Linked DNA regions of Homo sapiens: all the other regions are linked to region 3. A link is a contact called in ENCODE Hi-C or POLR2A ChIA-PET data. All regions are on one chromosome and are shown on one strand. The core of a region is the stretch at or near the end of the contact, and the rest is flanking DNA. Distances in the headings are between cores, read along the strand shown. Region 1 overlaps ABTB3 (ankyrin repeat and BTB domain containing 3). Region 2 has its middle 81 kb from the start of ABTB3. Region 3 holds the start of ABTB3 (ankyrin repeat and BTB domain containing 3).

Region 1 (2,713 bases), core at 104-2,603, 120 kb before region 3:
GAACACTCTTCCTTCACAAGTCCACCTGGCTTGCTCTCCTCCCCTCTTTCAGGTCTGGTGGACAAAGTCATGTGCTACCAAGGTCGCCTTCAAAACAAAGGAGGTACCTATCCAGCAGCAGGCTGTGCTGCCTCAGCTGTCAGCCTCCCTTAGGGACCGCCCCAAAGTGCTGGGATTACAGCCGTGAGCAACTGGTCCTGGCCCCTTTGCTTTTAAAAAAGCTAAAAAAAAAAAGGCCGCGCCATTTCATTCTCTTCAATTCCTTCTGAGCAAATGCATCCCACTCCCTTATAGATTTTTAATAGAACATGGCTGCTGCTATGCTATAAATGTCATGTCCTCCCCAAATTCCTATGTTGAAATCCTAACTCCAAAATGATGGTGTTAGGAGATGGGGCCCTTTGGGAGGTAATTAGGTCATGAGGATGGAGCCCTCATGAAGGGGATTAGTGCTGTTATAAAATAGGACTGAAAGAGACCCCTTGCCCCTTGCACCATAGGGGACACAGCAAGAAGGTGCGCTCTATGGACCAGGAAGCCGGCCTTCACCAGACACTGAATCTGCTGGTGCCTTGATCCTGGACTTCAGAATTGTGAGAAATAAACATTGTTTCTAAGCCACCCAGTTTATGCTATTTTGTTACAGCAGTCTGAGTGGACTAAGACAGCTGCCCTGGGAATGGAGCACACCAAGTCTGGGAAAGAAGATTCCAGGAGGCAAGCAGGCCAAGTCTCCCCACAACCCCCTTTCCTCCTCGAAGCTCCTTACTTAAGAGTCCCCCTGGGCCTCCAGGAAGCACAATTATCTAACAGGATTTTCATGCTTTAAGCTTTTCAGAAGTCCCTTACCACTAATCCTGGAACCATTACTAACTGGAAGGGAAAGAAAGGAAAAATGGAGGAAAGGAAAGAGCCCCACAAGCCTCTTTACTTACATCTCTGTTTCCTAACATTTTGGAGCCTGGTGAGGAAAAGCCATCCGATGTCAAGATATTCTGCCAAATAAATGTTATCCAGAGACATCAATCTTCCACATTTTGTGGTACACAATTAAACAAACGAAAAAATGTTCGGTTTCCAACAGGCAAAAAAGGAAACGAAATCTACAATCTTCTCTACTTGTCAGACACAAATTAGGTTATATCCTTGAAAGGAGGAAAGTTATTTGAGCCTATACTCTATTAAAATTCTAATAGGACCCGAATTACTCTGAAAACTTCTTGCTTAATTGAAAAAAAGATCCAAAGTAAAAACATTCATCCACTCACTCACTCATCTATACATTTAGCTAACGTTTACTGAGTGCCAGCCATGCACCCTGTGCTAGGCCCCGGAAATGCAGAGACTCGTCGCTGCCCTGAAGAATAAGAAAATGAAAGTGTTTCTCACAGTGTAGACCTAGGGTGTTTAAAAAACATTGATTCCAGGGCTGCGTGCCAGACTTACTAAAATCGCGTCTCTGGGAATGAAATCAGAATTCTGCATTCTAAGCACATACCCCAGATACCAGATGACACTTTTTTTTTCCTTTTTCCTTTTTCTTTTCTCTGAGACAGGGTCTAACTCTGTCACCTAGGCTGAAGTATAGTGGTGTGATCATGGCTCACTGCAGCCTCAACCTCCAGGGCTCAAGCAATCTTCCCACTTCAGCCTCCCAAGTAGCTGAGACTGTAGATGCACACCACCACACCCTGCTATTTTTTTTTTTTTTTTTGTAGAGACAAGTTCTCACTATATTGCCCAGGCTGGTCTTGAACTGCTGGGCTCAAGTGATCCTCCTACCTTGGTATCCCAAAGTGCTAGGATTTTAGGTGTGAGCCACTGTGTCTGGACCCCCCAGGTAACTTTTTTTTTTAAGTTTTAATTTTTATTTTAAGTTCTGGGGTACATATGCAGAATGTGCAGGTTTGTTCCACAGGTAAACGTGTGCCACGGTGGTTTGCTACACCTATCAACCCATCACCTAGGTATTAAGCCCAGCATGCATTAGCTATTTTTCCTGATGCTCTCCTCCCCACACCACATCTCCCAATAGGCCCCAGTATGTGTTGATCCCCTCCTTGTGTCGATGTGTTCTCATTCTTCAGCTCCCACTTATAAGTGAGGACATGCAGTGTTTGGTTTTCTGTTCCTGTGTTAGTTTGCTAAGGATAATGGCTTCCAGCTCCTTCCATGTCCCTGCAAAGCACATGATCTCATTCCTTTTTGTGGCTGCATAGTATTCCATGGTGTATATGTACCTCATTTTCTTTATCCAGTCTATCATTGATGGGCATTTGGGTTGATTCCATGTCTTTGCTAGTGTGAATAGTGCTGCAATGAATATGTGCGTGCGTGTGGCCACGTGACCCCCAGGTAATTCTTAGGCACTCTAAGATTTCGAGAATCACAGGCCCACCAACCCCACTGAAGCTGAGGCTGGGTCTGCCTCCTCCAGCACCAGGCTCGGGCATTTCAACTAGTCGGCTGACGTTGAGGACTGAACCCTAACCTCAACTCTGCCTACCTGTGTGATCTGAGCAAGTCACTTCCAGCTGGAGCCTCATATTCCTCATCTATAAAATGGGAGAAACGCTACAAACTTGCTAAGATTATTGTGAGAATGTAAAGATTATATATTTCATGCCCTTGGCCCAGGCAGTCATTCATGCAGCTGTTATCTTTATTGTCACATGGGTGGGCCTCGCCCCTTCCACTCACTTTCACTTTTTCT
Region 2 (2,700 bases), core at 118-2,617, 81 kb after region 3:
TATCTTGGTAACTATGCATCACAGTCTGGTGATTCATCTAACTTGGCCATCATCTTGGTGGATCTAGCTAATGCTGAGCCTAGAGTCAGATACAGAAAAACGTGCCGCCATGTTGCAAAATGCAAAAACTAGGATCTGGGATCTTTAGCATTGTGTCTATCTAACAGTACATGTCCCAAATTCTGAAAGCACAATTAAGCCAGAAAGTGGAGAATTTAAAGAAGGAATGTGTAGTGTGATAGGGACATTCGATTCTAGGAAAAATAGGAATCACTGCCCAGGTCTTCTTTCTCTGCGAGACAACTATAAGACACACTACTTATAGGTTCTGGCAGCTTACAAGGACCCTAGTCTGTCCCCTCGCCCACAGGGATGGGCCCCAGGCAGCCATGTATGTTCTATGAGGCCCATGTCACCTTACCCAAAGATGATTGGGCCAATTGTGAGTATGTGACTCAGACTGAGCCAGCTGGACTCCATTTCCTGGGTGTTTGGAGTTAAGACTAGAAAATTCTAGTTCATTCTGAATCCATTGCTTGCATGGAGGAGTTGCAGTTATTAATAATTGCTGACAGTTAGAGCAAAGTCTTGTCCCTGCATTGGCTCAGGAACTCTGCTTGCTGAGGGCGATGAGACGGGAAGCGTGGAGACTCTTCTAAGTTTGCTGATTGAAAGTTGGAAAGGTTCTTTGCCGTGTTCTAAAAACTGATATGGTGTCATACTGTAAAATGTACAAACAGCCCAATAATTGAGCTTTAGCTGGGTGCATGGACAACCACCCAGCTAAACCATTTCTTTTTGTTCTTCATTCATTATCCTTTAGCTGGTGTCAGGTTTGGCCTGAGCACCAAGGGCCCAAGGTCAGGGCATGGCTGCCACCTGCTCTCTGGATCCCATGCTGGCCCCTTCTCCATATATATTGTCTGGAACCTCAGTAAAGTTGTATCCTGATCCCTAGGATTTTTCTGCTCTGTGCCTGCTCTAAGCTCTGAGGGCTGCTGTTTGCATTACTGATAAGGAGGCAGCGAATCTGAAAGATCAGCACTGTGTGCCTGCCTCTAATACTTCATTCAAGCATGGGCTTGCAAGACCGTAGACCACACCCAGTCTCATGATTCGAGCTTGGTGAGCTTGGGATTTAATGAGACTCATCTTGGGCTTGAACTGGTTTTGCTTTGGTCTTTTGGAATTCCCACAGAAAAGGATTCATCAGACCTATCAGGTGAGCTCTCTCTGAATAAAATGAAAATTAATTGCCTACCGTGTCTTGCGCTCATGAATCAGGAAATGAGTCAGGGGGAAAATGCTAAGGAGTTAAAGCTGAAGAATGGTTTCTCTAACCTTATTGCCTACATGTGGCTTTGAGCCCTATCAGCTTCAGTGCTAACTGTGGAAGGAGGATGCTTTGAATGAAGAAACAGGAAAAGACTCGTTTCCTGGGGCAGGGGGCAGGGGTATAAAGTGTAGGGGATGTGGTATCTTTCCCCTGACACTCTCAGGCATCCCATTGAAACTGGATCCCATTTCAAAAGTCCTCATTAAATACCTCATTCCAGTATTGTTTACAGTAGAAATACCAAAGTGGGGAGGATGTAACCAATCTTCAAATAACCTGAGGTGCTGGACAGAAATGATTTTCACAGCTGGAGCATAGGAAGATGGAATCACACAAAAGCAAAAAGTAGTAAGCCTGTTACATTCCCAGCTCAACCAGACTCGCCAAGGTTACCCAGGCTCCAGGGAAGTCCTCAATGATCAGCTCACCTCAAATTTAGTCCTTGCCCAACTGGCAAAACCTGAGAGTGGATTTGTGATTAAAAGGGTAAAGTATCTTCTTGCCAATAATAATGATCTTTGTTGCGAGGAAAAAGCCCCAGTTCTCTGAACCAAAGTAATCTTTCACCAATGCTCATGTTTAATCTCTTTCTGGAATGACAGTAATTGTTAATATACTTCTTATTTTGTGTGTGAGATTAATCTGATGTTTCATTCCTCATGCCAGGCTCGGGGGAACCATTGTAATTTTCCACTTTGTAAAGCTTTCCCTCACGTTTTGTCCCACTTGAAGGCAGCTGTTCTCAATTTTGAGTATCTTTTGAATGACATGGGCATTCCTTGGACTATTATGGATGGCTTTTTAGAAAAAGATATCAGCAATTGACTTTAGCTACACCAGCGAAACAATTTTATCATGTGAGGTTACATTTCTTTCTTCCCAGGGCCAATGCTCAGTGTTTTATAGACATGACCACTAGTCTCGCTCTTAATCAACTACCTATGATCTGCCCATACATTAGACAGTAAAGCCTTCTAAATTATCAATAAATCACTAAAACAGAGCAATGCAGAAATAAACCACATATATTTTATTCATTCATGCGTTTTCACAAGAGCTTTATGAGAAACTGGCGTGGAGAGACTCCCAGAAAGAAAGAACTGCTGGATATCAAGAGGCAAACTTCCCCAACTTTGGTAGTGCCTTAAAGAGTAAAAAGAGGCTTCTAAAAGCTCAGCTAGTAGGTAGATAGCGACTTTACCTGATTGTGCACATCAGGAACTGGACTGAAGACAGATTTGGGTTCATATTCTGCCTCCACCACTTACTATGCGATTTGAGACAAGTTACTTAATCTTCCTTTGCCTCAGTTTCCCCATCTATAAAAGGACAATAATAAAGGCACCCACCTGATAGAGCTGTTA
Region 3 (2,700 bases), core at 53-2,552:
CCCAGGGCCACTGCAGCTCCGGGGCACCCCGGAGGCCACGACCCGCGAGTAGATGTCCCGGAAGAGGCTCTCCATGCAGGCTGTCAGGTAGATGGCGGCGTGCTCGTGGATGCGCAGCGCCACGCGGCTGTCCACCATCCAGCGATACACGCGGCCCACGGAGAAGGTGAGGCCGCAGCGGGCCGACTTGCCGCGGCCCAGGCGGTCGCCGCCGGCGCTGCTCATGTTGTAGAGGGACAGTGCGGCCAGCGCAGCCGCCGTACAGTGCGCGGCCAGGCCCCAGGACAGCACGATCTCCATGGCGCTCTGGATCTCGTACTTGGTGCACTTGGCGAAGCGCAGGCTCAGGCGCTGCGCCTCTTTGGCTATGCGCACCAGCGCCCGGCTCACCAGCGTCGACAGCTTGGCCAGCGCGTCCTTGGGCAGGCCGCCGGGGACCGCCGGGCCTGCCCGGGGATCCCGCGAACGCAGCAGCAGCGCCTCCAGCTCCTGGAGAGTCCAGGGGACCTCGTCTAGGTCCGGCAGCAGCCGCGAGCAGTGCTGGCCGGCGCAGTCCAGCCCCTCGGAGTCTTCCACCAGGGCAGTGTTGACAGTGTCAAAGCTGTTGTGCCGGCTGTGCATGGAGTCAGCTAGAGGCGGCCAGCAGCTCCCGCCATACGGGGACGCCGGGTGCGAGTCGGAACAGCACAAAGACAAGTTGGAGGAGCGCACCGAGTCCGCCGCGCCACCATAACCCGAGTCCAGCGTCAGATCCTCCAGCGTTCTCACCACGGGCTTCTTACCTCTCCTGGCCATCGCTGCGCCACTTCATGCTGCAGCCGCCTGGGAGCCAAAGGGAAGGAGCGGCGAGGAGCAGCGAGTGCCGCGGGGCGCGGGGAGAGCCGAGTCCGCGCCGCCTTGGCTCACTTTTCCACTAGCCGCTGCTACCAACTGTTAGTACTTTCGGCTGCCTCCCGGAACTGCCGCCGCTGGAATATACAGAGCAGACCCTGGAGTCATCTTCCAGAGTCCGGGCCGGAGCTGGGCGCAATGGGGAGCGAGCCAGGCCGGGAAGGAAGCTCCCGCCGGGGCTTGCCCCTTTCTTCCAAAATAAAAAGTGTCTAGACCGCTCTTCCCTGAGCCCCGCTGGGCGCAGTAGCCACCGGGCGCCGGCCACGGTGTTCGTGGGACTGAGACCACCCCAGATGCCGCCGCCGCCGCAGCTCCGCGGGCAGCTGGCTCCCGGCTCCCGGCTCCCAGTTCCCGGCCCTGGTTCGCTCGGCGCCAGCCTGCCCTGCACCGGAGCGCAGCAGCGGCCGTGGCGGCTGCAAACCTTGCCGAACCCCAGCAAACCCCGGGCAGCCAGTGGGACGGGCGTATGCAAAGCAGGGGCGGCGGAGAGCCAGTGGAATCGGAGAATGCTAATTACCTCGCTTTTTTTTTTTTTTTTTAAATCCCTCCTCCCCATGCGGCCCCGCCCCTCACACACGCCCCCGGCGGACACCGAGGCTGCAGGAAGTGGGGAGCAGTGGCCAGGGACTTGGGGAACCCTTGCAAGCGTAGAGACGTGGATGCTGCCCCCTGCTGCTGTCCCTGCCCGCATTCTCCCGGAGGGTGGTGGGTTGGGCCGGTGACCTCCCCACCTAGGTGTGCTCTCCACCGCGGTTCACAAGGTGTCTGCCTGACGGTCGCTCTCTCCCCTGCGGTTCGCATTTCACTTTTTTCCCCCCGTAACACCTGAAACATGGTTTTCCTCCCTCTCTATTCCCACTTCGGGTACGCAAACCAATTAGTGCGGCCCTCTTTCAGCCGGGGTTTGCTCCAGCATGGAGGGAAATAAGCCTGTCGAGCGGAGGCCCGTGGCGGTGGACACCACTGGGAGGCCGGATCTCCGGCCATTCGCCACCTGCCACTAGGGCGCGTTAACTCGATTCCTTTCAGTAGCCAGGAGGACCCTGTCCCTGCTTCAAAGTCCTGGGCGTGTGCTGCAGGGAGGGCTCAAGCACCACTTTGCCATCCTGGTGGGCATCTTTCCAAATAGCTCGGCCTTCTTAAAAGGAGTAAATTTGCTCAAAGGAGAATCTTCTTTCCTGACTAAAGAAAGATATAATATATATATGCATGGCTTAGCTGCATTCCTGTGTCAAATAGCATCGTGTCATCTACTTGTCTGTCCCCACCCACCCAGGCAGAAACCATATCTTACACACATGGGGATTCCTAGCTCCGCACACTGTGTCTCTCAGCTTAGAATCCCCTCCTATAGGAAGCTGGCCCAGATGTTTCAAGACTGGCTTCGGTGCTTCCACTGCCTCTATCCCCTTCTGTGGTTGCTGATTTCTGGGCCCTTGCAACACTAGGTTGCAAAAGCCTGGTTACTTGTCTGGATTCTACACTGGGCTAGGGGTTCCCATGCATAGTCCTGGCACAGTATAAGTGCTCAGTAAATATTTGTTGTAAATTGATGAAGGACGTAAGGATATGCTTTTAAATTGTTGCTTTGAATGTTCAACAATGGCCAACAGGTATATGCAAATATGCTCAACATCACTAATCATTCGGGAGATGCAAATCAAAACCACAATGAAATATCACTTCACACCTGTAAGGATGGCTATTATCAAAAAGTCAAAAGATAACAAGTGTTGGCAAGGATGTGGAAAAAAGAGAACCTTTGTACACTGATGGTGGGGTGTAAATGAGTACAGCCATTATGGAAAA

What was found. A loop is a pair of places that touch in the nucleus more often than their neighbours do. ChIA-PET counts read pairs that join two places held with the same protein, here RNA polymerase II (POLR2A). Pooled maps may share reads with other maps.
Region 1: a pooled map shows a loop between it and region 3 (3-fold over the local background). The contact joins the enhancer-like site here to the promoter of ABTB3 in region 3. A Hi-C loop is called at or near these places in 2 of 50 pooled maps. POLR2A ChIA-PET finds 5 or more read pairs at or near these places in 2 of 52 experiments (GM12878 and WTC11).
Region 2: a loop to region 3 is called in a map of A673, with 4 times the contacts of the local background. The contact joins the enhancer-like site here to the promoter of ABTB3 in region 3. A Hi-C loop is called at or near these places in 2 of 168 maps with a recorded cell type or tissue (A673 and astrocyte of the cerebellum) and 1 of 50 pooled maps. POLR2A ChIA-PET finds 5 or more read pairs at or near these places in 2 of 52 experiments (CD4-positive, alpha-beta T cell and activated naive CD4-positive, alpha-beta T cell).

What each region holds. Positions count from the first base shown.
Region 1 is chr12:107,440,776-107,443,488 of GRCh38, reverse strand. The region is part of intron 1 of ABTB3 (ankyrin repeat and BTB domain containing 3); the gene reads right to left. Among named protein-coding and RNA genes, the nearest start is that of ABTB3, 120 kb to the right of the region's middle. RefSeq lists an enhancer at 1,260-1,419. Within about 2 kb of position 1,353, at least 3 of the 41 ENCODE cell types and tissues checked have a DNase peak (open chromatin) inside an H3K27ac peak, as active enhancers do.
Region 2 is chr12:107,235,803-107,238,502 of GRCh38, reverse strand. No RefSeq gene overlaps it. Among named protein-coding and RNA genes, the nearest start is that of ABTB3, 81 kb to the left of the region's middle. Within about 2 kb of position 1,367, at least 2 of the 41 ENCODE cell types and tissues checked have a DNase peak (open chromatin) inside an H3K27ac peak, as active enhancers do.
Region 3 is chr12:107,317,036-107,319,735 of GRCh38, reverse strand. It overlaps ABTB3 (ankyrin repeat and BTB domain containing 3), which reads right to left and starts at 1,302. Exons shown (of 17, transcript NM_001018072.2): 1 at 1-1,302. The coding sequence starts at 795. RefSeq lists an enhancer at 81-800.